2 separate regions of the Homo sapiens genome follow, and region 2 is linked to region 1. Evidence: read pairs that join two places in POLR2A ChIA-PET (ENCODE). Cell type or tissue: endothelial cell of umbilical vein. All regions are shown on one strand. Each heading gives the region's core, and the rest is flanking DNA. Links, peaks and the distances in the headings are about the cores only.

The links. ChIA-PET counts read pairs that join two places held together with the same protein. Peaks named below come from ENCODE experiments on the same cell type or tissue, not always from the same donor. Only the 100,000 strongest peaks of a DNase experiment are listed, where the experiment ranks them.
Region 2: POLR2A ChIA-PET joins it to region 1 with 5 read pairs; 2 of 35 experiments call an interaction of 5 or more read pairs at or near these places.

What each region holds. Positions count from the first base shown.
Region 1 is chr9:111,992,965-111,997,367 of GRCh38, reverse strand. It overlaps the pseudogene RNU6-710P. Among named protein-coding and RNA genes, the nearest start is that of LINC02977, 45 kb to the left of the region's middle. In endothelial cell of umbilical vein, for the core only: no CTCF peak of the experiment used is centred there; a DNase peak (open chromatin) is centred at 2,447.
Region 2 is chr9:112,795,080-112,799,482 of GRCh38, reverse strand. All of the region lies in intron 1 of SNX30 (sorting nexin family member 30), which reads right to left. Among named protein-coding and RNA genes, the nearest start is that of SNX30, 47 kb to the right of the region's middle. RefSeq lists an enhancer at 3,680-3,974. In endothelial cell of umbilical vein, for the core only: no CTCF peak of the experiment used is centred there; no DNase peak of the experiment used is centred there.

The DNA of each region.
Region 1 (4,403 bases), core at 203-4,202:
TTCCCTCTTTTTTCTTTAAGTTGGCTATATCAGCCTTGGTTTATCACAAACAAAAAGTTTAACTCTTAAATTCTTTCAGATTTTCTCTATCTGTGGATATGTGTGAATATATAACATGTAATGAAAATTGGACCATACTCTATAAACCATTTTGTAAGAAACTATGAACATTTTTCAAAGACAATAAATATTATTTATTATTAACAATATAATAATGTATATATGTACTATTGTTTATTTAACCTACTTCTTATTTTTGGCCATTTAGGGGGTTTAATATTTTTCTCTATTATTAAAAACTTCTACTTCTTTTTTAGGGTAGATAAATTCCTGAAAGTCACATTGCTGGGCCAAGTAAATGCAATTTGGAAGACTTTTAATTTGTATAACCAAATTATTTTAGAAAATGTGTGCCAATTTACATTGTCATTCTTGGAGAATAATAGTAATTTCCTTATACGGTCAACAACATTAGAAATTGTAATTATTTTGTATCTTTGTCAATCTAGTAAACAAAATGACACTGCTTTGTTTTAATTTGCATTTGTTTGATCATTGTGAAATGAATATTTTTTCAACCCAAATTCGTGGCTATTTGTATAATTTCATTTGTAAATTGTGTGTTTTGGTGCTTGCTTTGGCGGCACATATACAAAAATTGGAATAATACAGAGAAAATTACCGTGACTCCTGTATAAGATGACATGCAAATTTTGAAGAGTTCCATATTTTCATAAGAATGATACAATGAACTTTCGGGACTGGGGGTGAAGGTTGAATGGGGAGTGGAGGATAAAAGACTACATATTGGGTACAGTGTGCAATGCTTGGGTGATGGGTATGCTACAATCTCAAAACTCACCACTAAAGAACTTATCCATGTTACCCAAAACTACCTGTACCCCAAAAACTATTGAAATAAAAATTTAAATTAAAAAATATTTTTAAAAAATATCTGTTTTGGTCCTTTGTCCACTTTTCTGTTGGAATTTTAATTTTTTCATTTTTAATTTGTAAGAAACATAAAAATATATATATATATTCAAAATGCATTTGATATTTGAAAAATATTTGTGCTGTCACTATTTTTCCAGTTTGATATTTGTCTTTTATTTATTCTTTGTTATTGTTTTTATTGTCGCTGCTTTACAGGAGTATTTACTTTTATATGACCTTTAGTCTTATTAATATTTTCCTTTGTAGTTTCTGATTTTTATGCTATGCTTCTAAGGGCTTTTCTTTCTTTCTTTTTTTTTTTTTTTTTTTTGAGTTGGGAGTCTCGCCCTGTTGCCCAGGCTGGAGTGCCGTGGCAGGATCTTGGCTCACTGCAACCTCCGTCTCCCAGGTTCAAGCAATTTTCCTGCTTTAGCCTCCTGAGTAGCTGAGTTTACAGGTGCCTGCCATCACGCCAGGCTGATTTTTGCATTTTTAGTAGAGACGGAGTTTCACCATGTTGGCCAGGCTGGTCTCGGACTCCTAACCTCAGGTGATACGCCCCCCTCGGCCTCCCGAAGTGCTGGGATTATAGGCATGAGCCACCATGCCTGGCCTCTAAAGGTTTTTCGCATGCCAATATTATATGAATATTCACCTACATATAGGCACACCTTGTTTTGTTACACTTCACTTTATTGCGCTTCACAGATACTGCATTTTTTCCAAATTGGAGGTTTGTGGCAACCCTGCATGAAGCAAATCTCTTGGTGCCTTTTTCTTAACAGTATGTGCTCACTTTGTGTCTCTGTGTCATATTTTGATAACTCATGTGATATTTTAAACTTTTCCATCATTATGGTGATCTGTGATCGGTGATCTTTGATGTTACTATTGTCATTGTTTTGGGGTGCTATGGATCACGCCAATATAAGACAGCAAACTTTTTTTTTTTTTTTTTTTTTGAGAAGGGTTTCACTCTGTCACCCAGGCTGGAGTGCAGTGGCACAATATCGGCTCACTGTAATCTTGCTTCCCGGGTTCAGGTGATTTTCCTGCCTCAGCCTCCCGAGTAGCCAGGACTACAGGTGTATGCCACCACACACGGCTAATTTTTGTGTTTTTAGTAGAGACGGGGTTTCGCCATGTTGGCCAGGCTGGTCTCAAACTTCTGACTTCAAACGATCCACCTGCCTCGGCCTCCCAAAACTCTGGGATTACAGGCATGAGCCACTGCACCCACAAAGACAACAAACTTAATTGATAAATGCTGCGTGTGTTCTGACTGCTCCACTCACTGGCTGTTCCTTATCTGGCTTCGTCTCCTTGAGCCTCTCTATTCCCTGAGACACAATAATATTGAAATCATGTCAATGAATAACCCTACAATGGCCTCTAAGTGTTCCAGTGAAAGGAAGAGTCACATGTTTCTCACTTTCACTCAAAAACTAGAAATGATTAAGCTTAGTGAGGAAGCCAGATGAAAGCCAAGATAAGCTTTCAAAGCTAGGCTTCTCATGCCAAACAGCCAAGTTATGAATGCAAAGGAAGAGTTCTTGAAAGAAATTAAAAGAGCTACTCCAGTGAACATACAAATGATCAGAAAGCAAAACAGCCTTATTGCTGATATGGGAAAAGTTTTAATGGTCTAGATACAAGATCAAAACAGCCACAACATTCTCTGAAGCCAAAGCTTAATCCAGAGCAAGGCCCTAACTCTTTTCACTTCTATGAAGGAAGAGAGAAGTGAGGAAGCTGCAGAAGGAAAGTTTGAAGCCAGGAAAGGCTGGTTCATGAGGTTTAAGGAAAGAAGCCATCTCTATAACATAAAAGTACACAATGAAGTAGCAAGTTCTGATGTAGAAGCTACAAGTTATCCAGAGGATTTAGTTAAGATAATTGATGAAGGTGGCTACACTAAACAACAGATTTCCAATGTAGATGAAATAGCCTTCTAGTAGAAGAAGATGCCATCTAGGACTTTCATAGTTAGAAGTCAATGTCTTCCTTCAAAGCTTCAAAGGACAGGTCGACTGTCTTTTTAGGGGCAAATGCAGCTGGTAACTTTAAGTTGAAGCCAATGCTCATTTACCATTCCCAAAATCCTAGGGCCCTTAAGAATTACACTAAATCTCATGCCTGTAATCCCAGCGCTTTGGGAGGCCAAGGTGGGATGATTGCCTGAGCTCAGGAGTTTGAGACCAGCCTGGGCAACACAGTGAAACCACATCTCTACTAAAATACAAAAAAATTAGCCAGGCGTGGCGGTGTGTGCCTGTAGTCCCAGCTACTCGGGAGGCTGAGGCAGGAGAATCGCTTGAACCCGGGAGGTGGAGGTTGCAGTGACCCGAGACCACACCACTGCACTCCAGCCTGGGCAACAGAGCGAGACTCTGTCTAAAAAAAAAAAAAAAAAAATTACACTAAATCTACTCTGCTTGTGCTCTATAAATGGAACAGCAAAGCCTGAATGACAGCACATCTACTTATAGCATGGTTTACTGAATATTTTAAGCCCACTGATTCGCCTGGTACAAAGTTGTTTAACTTTTTACATGAAATATTTGTCATCCCCTCCCCACCCAACCCACTCCGCCATTTGCTTTCTCTTATAACAAAGTCCTTAGTTTAGTATTTTCCAAGGTCAAACTCTGGGTTCTCTGCCCTCTAGTCTCCACATTCTCTAAGCTTATTTTTCATTTAGGTTTCTTATAGGACTGAGTATGGGACTGCAGTTTAGCTTGAAAAGAGACAAGCTTATATTACTTGAAAGGAAAGGGCATGTATTATGAGGTTTGCAGTATAACCTGAACTTTTTGCATTTTTAGGTGGAGAAAGGGGTCAAACAGCCTTGCCACATCTGAAGAGTTGACCTATGGCCTTGTTGTAAGGTAATTTTTTTGCTTTAGGGCTGCTACAGTGAGGAGTAAAGCTTTGAAGTGTATTGGGTTAGTAGAGATCTTGGTAGAAATGGAGAACTGTGTATTAGAGATTTTCATATCAAGCAGTTTATGGTATTTGTTAACATTTTCTAAATCTTTATGTCAGTAATTACATTCTTTTGAAACTCAGGATAAATATAGTTATTTCCGTTGCTTTATTTATTTAATAATTAGGTTTGCCAGAGATTTATCTCTTTAATTGGTTTTTGTTTTCCCAAAGAAACAGCTCGAGTTGATTTATCTGTTCTATCCATTTTTGTTTCCTAATTAGTAAGCTTTCACTTTCATCTTTATCATTTTAATCTTCTTGGTTTTCTTAGGATGAATTTTGTTTAAATCCTTGTCATTAAATGTTAAACATTTTTGTTATTCTGTTTTGTAATAAAAGCATTATTAAATGACAGTATTCCATTAATATTTATAAGTTGTATTTTATAAATAATTTGCAATAGTATTTTAATTTGGTGGGGGGAGGTGTGAAGTCTTTTCTAGTTTCCAGTTGGTTGATATTAGAAATCAAGATGGAAT
Region 2 (4,403 bases), core at 324-4,323, 800 kb before region 1:
CAATGGAACAGAACAGAGCCCTCAGAAATAATGCCGCATATCTACAACTATCTGATCTTTGACAAACCTGAGAAAAACAAGCAATGGGGAAAGGATTCCCTATTTAATAAATGGTGCTGGGAAAACTGGCTAGCCATATGTAGAAAGCTGAAACTGGATCCCTTCCTTACACCTTATACAAAAATCAATTCAAGATGGATTAAAGATTTAAACGTTAAACCTAAAACCATAAAAACCCTAGAAGAAAACCTAGGCATTACCATTCAGGACATAGGCGTGGGCAAGGACTTCATGTCCAAAACACCAAAAGCAATGGCAACAAAAGACAAAATTGACAAATGGGATCTAATTAAACTAAAGAGCTTCTGCACAGCAAAAGAAACTACCATCAGAGTGAACAGGCAACCTACAGAATGGGAGAAAATTTTTGCAACCTACTCATCTGACAAAGGGCTAATATCCAGAATCTACAATGAACTCAAACAAATTTACAAGAAAAAAACAAACAACCCCATCAAAAAGTGGGCGAAGGACATGAACAGACACTTCTCAAAAGAAGACATTTATGCAGTCAAAAAACACATGAAGAAATGCTCATCATCACTGGCCATCAGAGAAATGCAAATCAAAACCACTATGAGATATCATCTCACACCAGTTAGAATGGCAATCATTAAAAAGTCAGGAAACAACAGGTGCTGGAGAGGATGCGGAGAAATAGGAACACTTTTACACTGTTGGTGGGACTGTAAACTAGTTCAACCATTGTGGAAGTCAGTGTGGCGATTCCTCAGGGATCTAGAACTAGAAATACCATTTGACCCAGCCATCCCATTACTGGGTATATACCCAAATGAGTATAAATCATGCTGCTATAAAGACACATGCACACGTATGTTTATTGCGGCACTATTCACAATAGCAAAGACTTGGAACCAACCCAAATGTCCAACAATGATAGACTGGATTAAGAAAATGTGGCACATATACACCATGGAATACTATGCAGCCATAAAAAATGATGAGTTCATATCCTTTGTAGGGACATGGATGAAATTGGAAACCATCATTCTCAGTAAACTATCGCAAGAACAAAAAACCAAACACCGCATATTCTCACTCATAGGTGGGAATTGAACAATGAGATCACATGGACACAGGAAGGGGAATATCACACTCTGGGGACTGTGGTGGGGTCGGGGGAGGGGGGAGGGATAGCATTGGGAGATATACCTAATGCTAGATGACACATTAGTGGGTGCAGTGCACCAGCATGGCACATGTATACATATGTAACTAACCTGCACAATGTGCACATGTACCCTAAAACTTAGAGTATAATAAAAAAAAAAAAAAAAAAAGAAAAAAAAAAAAACAAACCTCAACAAGGAAAGCTCCCTGTGAGCATACTCCGTTTTTCCCACTTTGTCAAGACCACCACGTGGGCCCAGGTAAACATTAAGAAACCTGGCTGGGCGCGCAGTGCCTCACGCCTGTAATTACAGCACTTTGGGAGGCGAAGGCAGGCAGATCACTTGAGGTCAGGAGTTCAAGACCAGCCTGGCCAACATGGTGAAATCGTCTCTACTAAAAAAAAAAAAAAAAAAAATACCAATATTAGCTGGGCACGGTGGCGTGCGCCTACTCGGGGGGCTGAGGCAGGAGAATTGCTTGAACCCCGGCAGGCAGAGGTTGCAGTGAGCCGGGATCATGCCACTGCACTCCAGTCTGGGCGACAGAGCAAGACTCCATCTCAAAAAAAAAAAAAAAAGAAAAAGAAAAAGAAAAGAAGAGAGAGCGCAAGCACCTATAAATGTAAAGAAACTTAAGAGATCAACCAATTCCATTAAAACAAGATACAAAAAGATAAAGATTTTGAGATATTTAGGGAAATTTGAATATTGATATTAAGGAATCACTGGGTATGATAATGGAAGTATGATTTTACAAAATCTTCATCTTTTAAAATTATATACTAAAATATTTATGAATAAAATAAAATGGCATTTGCTTCAAAATAATTAAGGATGAGTAGGTGGGGATATAAATGATACAAGATGCCCAAGCTGATCACCATTGAAGCTGGTACCTGCAGGTTCATTATACAATTCTCTTCCCTTTTCTATATGCTTAAAATTTTCTATGACGTTTTTAAAAGAGAGTAGTGGGTAGGAGGGTAGTCAGTGGGACAAATGCCAGGAAAGGAAGGGAAAGATAGATTTTTTAAATTGCAGACCTCGCTCTTTGGTCTTGGTAAGAAGCCAATGAATAAATTATGTCCCTACAGTATTCAAAAAATGGCTGTGAAACTAAGAAGGCCTAGTTAGTTATCTTGTTTGGTTTGGAGGTTTGGTAACAGAACAGAGCCCTGCCTAGCAGCAGATGTGAAGGCCTCTGAATATCGCTTTGGAATAACTGGGAAACAGAGACTAAAGAATATGGCAAGAAAGTGACATGACACCATGGGAAGAGCCTGGGTGACCTGTGGGCCATCAGATCACAGGCTGGGGAGGAGGGGGTGCTTTCCCTATATTCTCTCCTCTTGGAGTTTTGCAGGTGAGTTATGACCTAGCCCCCATGCAAGAGAACGTACAGGAAATTAGAGGTTAACCTAGCAGTCACATCCATGAGCTCTAGCTGATGACGGGACATCTGGGAAGGGCAATGGGACACGGCGGAGTGAAGAAGTGTGGCCTGGGGTCAAGGGCAATGTCACCCAACTTGGGGGGTAATGGAAAGTACACAGAAAAAGCACCTTCAACTCCCATTTCTGCTGACCACAGATCATTTAATCACATACCTACGCAATATCAAAAAAACTGTAATTACTAAAAGGGTACCATTTTTCACAGAAGGTACTCATGGCAATAGACCTCCCCCCTCCGCTTCTCTTCCGTTATGCTTCTGACTACAGGGCAGATGGACAAGCTCATCAGCTGGGACGTCATACCTTCAACAGCCCCTCTCAGTGTGGACGTGACTGCAGAGTCCAACTACAGCAGCAGCCACTGATGGGACTGCCTTTTCAATGTACTGGTACCACGGGACACACGGCGTCCACACCCCAGTGTCTGGGGATTTGTAGGGGGACAACATCTTCTCTGGAACTCCAGGATAAACATCATGTCTTGGTTATTTCAGTAAACATTTAAACACTGACCTCAGGCAGGATGCCATGCTAGGCATCACAGGGGCCCTCCCTTAACATTTTATCAACACTAGCACACCGGGCCTCCGAACAGCTCTGTCAGTGGACAGACACTGCACAAAAGAAAAAGAATTCACAATCTTAAGGCAGAGATGCCAAAATCAGCTCAGACAGTGGTTTCCCACAATCTGGCCTGGTTTGATCTCAGCAGCCTCCTTTCTTACCACCTCCTTCCACATCCGAGGGACCAGTTCTCAGGAACCACCCAGCAGTTTCATGCCCCTTATCTTTGCTGGAAAAGCTCCCCTGCTGTACATAATAATCTCCAAATATCTTCCAGGAATCTGCTTGAATCCCCTCTCCTTTAACGCTTTCCTTGACCCACTCCCTGGTAGAATTACTCACACCCTTCTCAATACTTTGAAGACACCTCCACTGAAGCATTTTGTAGTTTTAATCATTTATTTATATATCAAACTTATCCACAAACACTGTAAGTCCCCAGTGACTGCAACTGTGCCTTGCTCATCATGTGTGCGTGTGTGTGTGTGTGTGTGTGTGTGTGTGTGACTGTACTGTGAGTGTGTGTGTGTGATTATCTTTCTGTCTCCCCAGGTCGGGTAGTGACTTCAAGCCAACTCCCCTAACATTTGCCCTGGGAACCTCAGCCAATAACCTTCCAGGAACAGCCCACATAAAGATCTGAAATGTCTTGGCCAGACAGTATGAAGTTAGTTCTCGAATCAGTTGTTGGGAGTGAGGGAGGGGAGAGTCAGTCAATCAGACCTTGCCACATACTCCAGATTCTTCCCTCCTATGCTACCCTGGCCCATGGTAGGTACTCAGTATTTCATGAATGAATGAATCTTAGAAACGACCAAATTCAATCCCTTGCCTATCAAAAGTACTCAATAAATGTCTGTGGAAGGACAAGCAACTGAGGCTAACCTGAGCCAGACTGCCCAGTTCTGAATCCCAGTACCACTAATTACTACCAGTGCAACTTAAGCAAGCTTCTTAATCTAAGCCCCGATGTCCTCATTTATAAAATGGGTATAGTGGGATTGAGTTAGTTAGTATATGGAAGCAGTTGGAATAGTGTGTGGTACATGGCTGGTGCTGTATCACTATTCTCTCTCTCTCATACACACACACACAGACACACACACACGTGCTTGTAAGTATTCTTGCATCCTCTTATAAACTATGAGGCTGGGTTCATAGCAGACACACAATAATTGCTAAAAAATAAAAA